2 separate regions of the Mus musculus genome follow, and region 1 is linked to region 2. A link is a contact called in ENCODE Hi-C or POLR2A ChIA-PET data. All regions are on one chromosome and are shown on one strand. Each heading gives the region's core, a stretch centred on a gene start or an enhancer-like site at or near the end of the contact. The rest is flanking DNA. Distances are from core to core; before and after follow the strand shown. Region 1 overlaps Cpm (carboxypeptidase M). Region 2 overlaps Cpm (carboxypeptidase M).

Region 1 (3,917 bases), core at 398-2,897, 35 kb before region 2:
CACAGGTTCTGCCCCCCTCAGGGACTTGTTCCCAACCAGCTGTAAACCACAGAGACACGTGAACAATCCCTCCATTCAGGGAAGCCCAACGAAGAAGCCGCGGAGTTCACAGTTCAGTTTGACTGTCCGCAGGAGTGTAGTACCAGCTATGCACTCCATCATTGTAAACCACGCTCTTATCCTGACCCACTGCCTTGGGGTGGGTTCAGGACACAGAAAGAATGAAACTAGCACACAGTTCAGGACTGCAGTGTTCCTTTTGGTTCAGGGTCATTGACAGGACTGCAGGTGTTCCCAAAGATAAGCAAGAACCAAGAAAGGCAGACTTGACGGTGACAACCATTTCCTCTCAAGGTCATGGTTAATATTAAATGTTGCTGGGAGTCAAAACTGAGAGCCATAAACTTAAGTCATATAACCCAAACTGTAGTTACTAAAATTCCATTTTTCTGTTTACAGACTGGGTTGCTTTTAGCAGTTCAGTACCTAAAATTCAGAGCCTAGAAATATAGAGGTAAAGACATTAGACACAACCCCTGCCCTGAAAGGATTGGAAGAACAGGAGAAAAGCAAGACAACTAGTAAACAGATATGATTAGTTCTGTGGGGGCAGCAGAGGGTAACGGGAAAGAAAAGGATGGTCAGCCAGGAGCAACAGGAAAGGCAGGGCAGACCGTGGGCCTGGGGCTGAAGGAGCCATCAACCTGGAGGAACAAAAGAAGCTCGCTGTGGCCAAGGGGAGACCGGAAGGCGTGTGGACTGAGGGTCTTAACCGTGCTGTGTCAGCCATCCTTGGTTCATCCAAAGGAGACACGACCATCTGGGCTTTATGCCTGAGGGGAAGGTGACCGGTGCATTTCTTCGATCGGAAAAACAAATTTTTAGCAATTTTATAATGTAAAAGGTTATTTTCTAGAATTAATTTTATCTCCCCACTCTATGTGTGCTAGTCTTAGTGTGGAGGTCGGGGTCAGCTTTTCAGGATTGCTTCTTTCCACCGTGTGGATCAAACTCAATTTGTTTGTTGACCCTTTATAAGAATAATATATATGCTGGACAGTGGTGGCGCACGCCTTTAGTCCCAGCACTTCAGGGGCAGAGGCAAACAGATTTCTGAGTTCGAGGACAGCCTGGTCTACAGAGTGAGTTCCAGGACAGCCAGGGCCACACAGACAAACCCTGTCTCAACCCCTCCCCACCAAAAAAGAATGTGTGTGTGTCTATGTGTGTGTGGTGTGTGTGTGTGTGTGTGTGTGTGTGTGTGTGTGTGTGTGTATTCATTTTCTACCAGATTAGATCTTAGTTACCAACAGGTTTGGTTCATTAGCCAAAATGCATTTTGGCAATTCACTTATGAACCCGTTTAATCCATAGTTGTTCATTGGGCCCCTGCTATCTTGCAGAACCTTTCCAGGCGGATATAAAGAACAAAACCCGAGCTTCCTTTCAGAACTACAGCCGAGGGCGCTGAATTCCTGCTGCAGTGGTAGGAAAGCCTTGTTGCTGGACTGTGATCCCAGCTCTGGCCCCTGGGGTGCTCGGTAAAGGTCAGAAAAGCTTCTCAGGCAAGCGGATTCCCAGAGCCCCAGCCCCTGGGCAGACCTGCCGGGGGAGAGGATAGCAGAACCCCAGCCCCTAGGCAGACCTGCAGGGGTAGAGGAATCCCACGTGACGCAGGAGGAATCCCACGTGACGGAGACTGGAAACCTCGCTTGCTTACATAGCTGGTTGGTGCCAGTGCCGAGACTGAGGTCTGACCAGCAATACAAGAGGCAGTTCCCACCTTGAGTGCCAGAGACGAGGCTGCCCTTCTGTGAACTGTCCAGGAGGAGGATTTAGCCCAGGGCATCTTAGCGTCCACAGAATCTTAATCCGCTTTGACTAGAAAATACAGTTAGGGATGTTTTTGTCATTGTGCCCTTTATTTTTTGAAAAACAAAATGTCCAAAGAACGGCGGTTAGGTACGGAAAAGACTTGACTCCTCGCTAAAATTGGAGGAATTCGTGGTCCCCAGGGAACTGCTTCCGTCGGACATTCCATTCTTTGCCCTTGGGAAATGACGTCCGTAGGAATAAAATGGATATGTGATGGTTAGTAATGAGACTGGCCTGCTTTGCTAAATGCTGAGTGTGTACGAGAACTTAAATCCTCACTCTTGCGAATGAGATACTGCCATGCCCATTTTCCAGACGAGAAACTGAGGCTAAGGGAAAGTGAGTTAGGGTAAAGATAGGAGTCATGTCGGGATTTAGAGCCCCAGATCCAGTTTTCAAATAGGTCTTTAGGACCTGGAGGCTTCCATTGAGGTGAGCTGGGCTCCCTTCCTAGGTGAGGAGACAGGAGCCCGTAGGGACCCTCTCCCAGAGCCAGATTAGCTCATCTTAATCTGTCTACCTTGGGTTTCCACCTGAGACCTTACTGAGATATTGGCTCCACTCCTGCGCTGAGTATCTTGAAAAAATACTACATTGACTTGGCATCTTTGCCATCAGGAGCAAACTGGTCCTGTACTATCCTATCAACAAGTTACTGAGTGGGAACACTCTGGAGGGTGCCCAAGTGATATGAGTCCCTGTGCTTCGAGACGTAGCATTCTAGCTGAGACAAGTACCTGTGACACTTTTTTTTTTCTTTTTTTTTTTTTTTATTTTTCGAGACAGGGTTTCTCTGTGTAGCTCTTGGCTGTCACTGTCCTGGAACTCACTTTGTAGACCAGGCTGGCCTCGAACTCAGAAATCCGCCTGCCTCTGCCTCCCGAGTGTTGGGATTAAAGGCGTTCGCCACCATGCCCGGTGTACCTGTGACACTTAACAAGGTCCGGAGCCCCCAGACTTGGTCAAAACAAGAGGGTTGAAAATACTGAATGTAGCCTTATACCTAGCCAAATAACATGACTTGAGAGATCACCTGGGATCGTTAGGCCAAAGATCCTGTGCTCACCCACTTAACCCCCTCTCTCTAGCTGCCTGCGCTCAGGGGCCTCTTCTCTCAACTGAGCTTCTGGTGTAGACAAGTCACGGGGAGGGACAAGGTGGAATAGGGAAGGGAGTGAGAGCCACCAGGAACCAGTGGCATCCAGATACTAGGAATTCTGGTCCCCTGGGGCAAGGCTGGTGCTCAAGTCAAAAGCCATCTGATAGACAGGACAGAGGCTACAACACCTTCCCAATTTGGGAGTCGATACTAGTGCAGTGCTGGCGTGTAGGAGCCCCTCTGCATCCTGGAAAGGGGGTTTCCGTTCACACAAGTAGCTACGTTCTCATCACTGTGGGGGGTGGCGTTAGCTGGAGGGAGAAAGCTTTGCCCTGTGTACTGAAGGTGGGGACAAGAGCAGGTTAAGAGAAAAATGTAAGATAACCTCTTGCTGACCAAAGACTGAGGCTTAGAGGGGTCAAGGACACCACAAGGACTTGGCCCACAGAATCAACTAACAACGTTGCTCACAGAGATCAGGTATCCTGCATGTGTCTGACCTTGGTCCTCTGTTACGTGTTATGGTAGTACAGCTTGGTGTTCTTGTGGGGCTCCTAACAATAACCACTGTGAAGCCCGCCCCTTCCCCTGATGTTGGTCGGCAGATAACCAATCTCATTATTCTAAACTGCTCTGTAATTACTCAGCTCTGTGATTTCTATCATGATCTATTTAACTATGCCACAGTGCTGAGCATTCAGGTTGTTTACAGCTCTTAGATATTTCAGATGGATGCTGTGATGGGGACCTTTGGACAAGCACGGGTGCTCTTTAATGTCCCAGGTGGGCATCTCTAAATCAGAACCCCGCGCATGCATTGTACACTCACATGGTAGATTCTTGATGTAAAGACATGCGCTTGTGCTCTGAGCACCACGTGAGATGTACATTTGTCCCACATCCTAACTAACACTTGAACCTTTCCCCATTTTAGGAATAAAAA
Region 2 (4,118 bases), core at 1,435-3,934:
GCTGTGAGCCACCATGTGGTTGCTGGGAATTGAACTCAGGACCTCTGCAAGAGCAGTCAGTGCTCTTAACTGCTGAACTCTTTCTCTCTAGTCCAGAAAAAAAAAACAAACAAACAAACAAAAAAAAAACAACTTTGTCACAAGAATCTAGGTCTATAGAGATTGCTTAACATTTTGACATTTTCTTTGTGGATTTTGGTTTTATATATATATATATATATATATATATATATATATATATATATATATGAGTATTTTTGCCTTCATGTATGTCTGCAAACCACATGTGCCACAGCAGCCAGAAGAGGGAGTCAGCACCCCTGGAGCTGGAGTTACAGTGTGTTGTGAGCTGTGGGTGCTAGGAACCAAACCTGGGTCCTCTGTAACTGCAGACAGTGCTCTTACGCCCTGAGCCATCTCTCTATCCCTTGAGCATTTTGTTTAACTTAAACTTTTCCAGTGCCTGTTAGAGCACATGTGTTCTCTGGGGTGGGTACTGTACTGGTTACTGGTTTGATTGCTGGGACAAAGTGCCTGACAGAGCATCATTTACCTTACACTTGCATGATTGGTAGAAACAGGGGAAACAGAGGTCACTGGGAGACCAGGGACAGATGCCACCTGCTAGCCCTATCACTGTGGCCCTGCCTCTGCCAGGAGCAGCCAAGGACTGAGTGCCCAGACACATGATCCTATGGAAGGGCATTTCACATTCAAACCAGATCAGATACTGTGTGTAATAAGGTGTAATCTACTTCCTTCAAAGTTACTATAGGGCTGATGGTGTGGCTTGGTGGTGGACCACTGAACTGGTATAATGAGATTCTGGCTAGAGCTCAGTATATATTACAGAAAGAGAAGAGGAGTGGGGGGGGGGGGGACTTCATTTCATCAAATCTAAGCTGTCATTCGTATAAAATATAACATACCACCAGGAAATAAAATCCTCTCTGTTAAATACACATTTTTCAGACATGAAATTTTAAGACACATAAATCCAGAGATGTCATATACGAAATTTCATGCCCTGTAAAATACACAGTAACTATAACCCTTTGAATTTAGGGTCTCCTAATGTCAAAGAATTATAAAGCACACAAGAGCAGTGACAGCTGGAAGCCACACGCACCTGTGTCTGAGCCTTCCTAAAGTCAGTAGCATCTTCTCTGAGTCTCAGAGACATCTTGTCATAAAGAAGACCAAAGCCACAAGGCTGCACCCTGCTCTCTGCCACCCATGGGCAGGAGTCCCTGGACCTGCTGCCCTCAAGGACTGTTCAGACAGATTCCATGAGATGGCATAAAGATCTTAGGAAAGAATCTAAAAAAACAACCCCTGAAAACTCAGTAATATAAACATTATTATTATTCCTCTAAAACCAGTGTCTCTGATTTTAGTTTAATTAATTTTATAGTTTACAGAAATATTTTTAAAGATCTGCTTTTTTCGTTTTGTTTTTTGTGTATGCGTGTATGTTTGTGTGAGTCTATGCCACATGTGTGCAGGAGACCAAAAGAAAGGGGTCAAATCCCCTGGCCTGGAGCCACCTGATGCGGGTACTGGGCACCGAACTCAAGTTTGCTGGGAAAGTACCAGTATCCGTCTTTCCAGCCCTACAGAAATACTTTAAAAAACAATCATATTCTGCTGTCTTTCCCAGCCTGTTTATCCCACTACCTTTTTGCAGTAGAGTCAATAAACTAAATTTTCCTTTTTGCAATATTTTTAACTTAAAATGTCTTTGAGAACATGAGTGCCCCATTTACACCGTGTCCTGTCCTCCTCTGAACCTCTTCTTAAAAACAGCCTGTACCCACATAAAATGTAGCCTCTACCCTCTAACCACGCCCCTACTCCTTTCTAGTTAGAATGCAATTTAAGGGGGAGGGGTGCTCTTGAAATGTAGGATTTTAAGGGAGGGGGAAATCATTTCCCATCTCTGACTTAATTTTGGTGCATAACTGAGTTTCAGTCAGCTGCACCCCAGCTACCTCACGGGACCCCGTGTCTGTCTGATCACGTGATGAGTTGTGAAGCCCCACGTGACGGATGTGTTAATTCACAGCCAATGCCTCTTTTTCTCATTCGCTCGTCTCCCGGGCACGTGATACTTGGCTCCCTTCCACCACTGGTCCTTAACAAAAATGAGATGTGCTTGCTTTGCAGGGGGAATGCAAGATTACAACTACATCTGGGCCCAGTGCTTTGAAATTACCCTGGAGCTGTCGTGCTGTAAATATCCTCGCGAGGAGAAGCTGCCGCTCTTTTGGAACGATAACAAAGCCTCTTTGATCGAATATATAAAACAGGTGCACCTAGGTTTGTGTCCTATATCTTCTTGTTAACACTCACAGCGTGGGTAGAACCTTTGCGTCGAGCATATACAAAACCTCCTCCGGGGACTTGGGGCTGGACCTGGTTTTCTATGCCAGGACTAAGGGTTTGAATTCTCAACGTGTTATCTACAGTGTGTGAGAGATGCTAGGCTTAGCTGTTCGTTCGTAAGAGAGGATGAGTCACTTGTTTTGAGGGCGTAAAAGCCCAGAGTTCCCCCAATTTTACATATGGAATGATATGCAAATCTGGCAAAAAGATCAGGAAAACCGGATGTACTCTTGCAACATCTTCAATCAGAAGCCTAGTTGTAGCCCGCTGCGTGGCTCTGCAGGTAAATGCGCCTGCGCCAAGCCTGGTGCCCTCCGTTCATCCTGGGAGCCCACAGGGTGGAAGGAGAGACCTGACTACTGTCCTCTGACCTCCAAACTCTTATGCCATAGAGCACGGGGGCCTCCCCAAGACAATAAATATGTAAATAAGCAAATGTAAAAATTTGAAAATAAAACCGAGTGCTGCCGGCACCTTTATAACATTACAAACATATCATTGGCTCCCTCCACCTTACGTAATCACCGTGCTGGGTCCTTGGTTGTTATTCTGACATTTCAGTTTCCGCTGGCCTTTTCCCGTGAGTCCTGGAATAACTGAACCATCATCCATTAAGGCTCTCCCGATACTGATTCTTTAGTAAGTCACTCTGAATTCTTTTGTGAAGTCACCCTTCGTCACTATCATCAAGGAGGTGTAACAAGACATGAATATGTCTCTGCCCCTCGCTGCCCTCTCTGTCGCCTTTTAATCTAGCCATCGGGATGATGGGATGATCCACAGAGCGCTGAATCAGGGCCAGCTTCGCATGCCATGTTTAATACGGTATTAGTGTGCAGAAGCTGTGCAGCCCGATAAATAATAAGTAATAAATAATAGCATAAGCATCGTTGGCAATGGTATATTGAGTTTATGAGTCCATTTAATTAGGCCGTATCAAGAATATTTTTCCACCCGCCTGTCCCTGTAATCTGCTGAGAACTCAGATAACAGTAGGTTTATTAGCACGTCAATCCTGCCCCCTTGTGGTTTAAGACAGGAATATTTTTTTCTGACTTTAAAAAAAAAAAAAGAAACTATTTCAAAATACTGATGTGGTTGTTGCTACTTATTAGAAAGTCTTGCTCCACATTAGTGCCCTGCCTGCTGTCAGAGAGAACTGTCTCTGTAGGTGATGATGTCAGAGAGAACTGTCTCTGTAGGTGATGATGTCAGAGAGAACTGTCTGTAGGTGATGATGTCAGAGAGAACTGTCTCTGTAGGTGATGATGTCAGAGAGAACTGTCTCTGTAGGTGATGATGTCAGAGAGAACTGTCTCTGTAGGTGATGATGTCAGAGAGAACTGTCTGTAGGTGATGATGTTAGAGAGAACTGTCTGTAGGTGATGATGTCAGAGAGAACTGTCTGTAGGTGATGAGGGCAAATGCTCCTATATAGACACTCCCTGGTCTCTGCCACGCTGTTCATTCATTGAAAGAGTTCACCAAGTGCTAGGAAGTTTGTGTGTCTAAGATGGTGACTCATCTGAAAGGCTCAGACCTGCCCTCTGTGGGAAAGAGAAACCTCTGATGTAGCACGCGGGCCTTTCTTTGCCTGAAGGACAGAAGCCGGTGTAGGCGTCAAGCTCTTAGGCTGGTGTCCTGTTTTGAAAGCTCACAAAAGTGTTAAACGTCAGTATGATCGGAAGTTGGAGTAAGAGTTCTGCCCTGCTGCACGCCAGCCTGCTCTATGG

What was found. Hi-C counts contacts between places; a loop is a spot of excess contacts on that map. ChIA-PET counts read pairs that join two places held with the same protein, here RNA polymerase II (POLR2A).
Region 1: a loop to region 2 is called in a map of heart, with 2.9 times the contacts of the local background. The contact joins two enhancer-like sites. A Hi-C loop is called at or near these places in 2 of 37 maps with a recorded cell type or tissue (heart and v-Abl transformed pro-B cells). POLR2A ChIA-PET finds 5 or more read pairs at or near these places in 1 of 5 experiments (Patski).

Annotation. Positions count from the first base shown.
Region 1 is chr10:117,640,229-117,644,145 of GRCm38, forward strand. The region is part of intron 2 of Cpm (carboxypeptidase M); the gene reads left to right. Among named protein-coding and RNA genes, the nearest start is that of Cpm, 13 kb to the left of the region's middle. Within about 2 kb of position 1,648, at least 1 of the 3 ENCODE cell types and tissues checked has a DNase peak (open chromatin) inside an H3K27ac peak, as active enhancers do.
Region 2 is chr10:117,673,774-117,677,891 of GRCm38, forward strand. Cpm (carboxypeptidase M) reads left to right here. Exons shown (of 9, transcript NM_027468.1): 7 at 2,167-2,319. Among named protein-coding and RNA genes, the nearest start is that of Gm25709, 13 kb to the left of the region's middle. Within about 2 kb of position 2,685, at least 2 of the 3 ENCODE cell types and tissues checked have a DNase peak (open chromatin) inside an H3K27ac peak, as active enhancers do.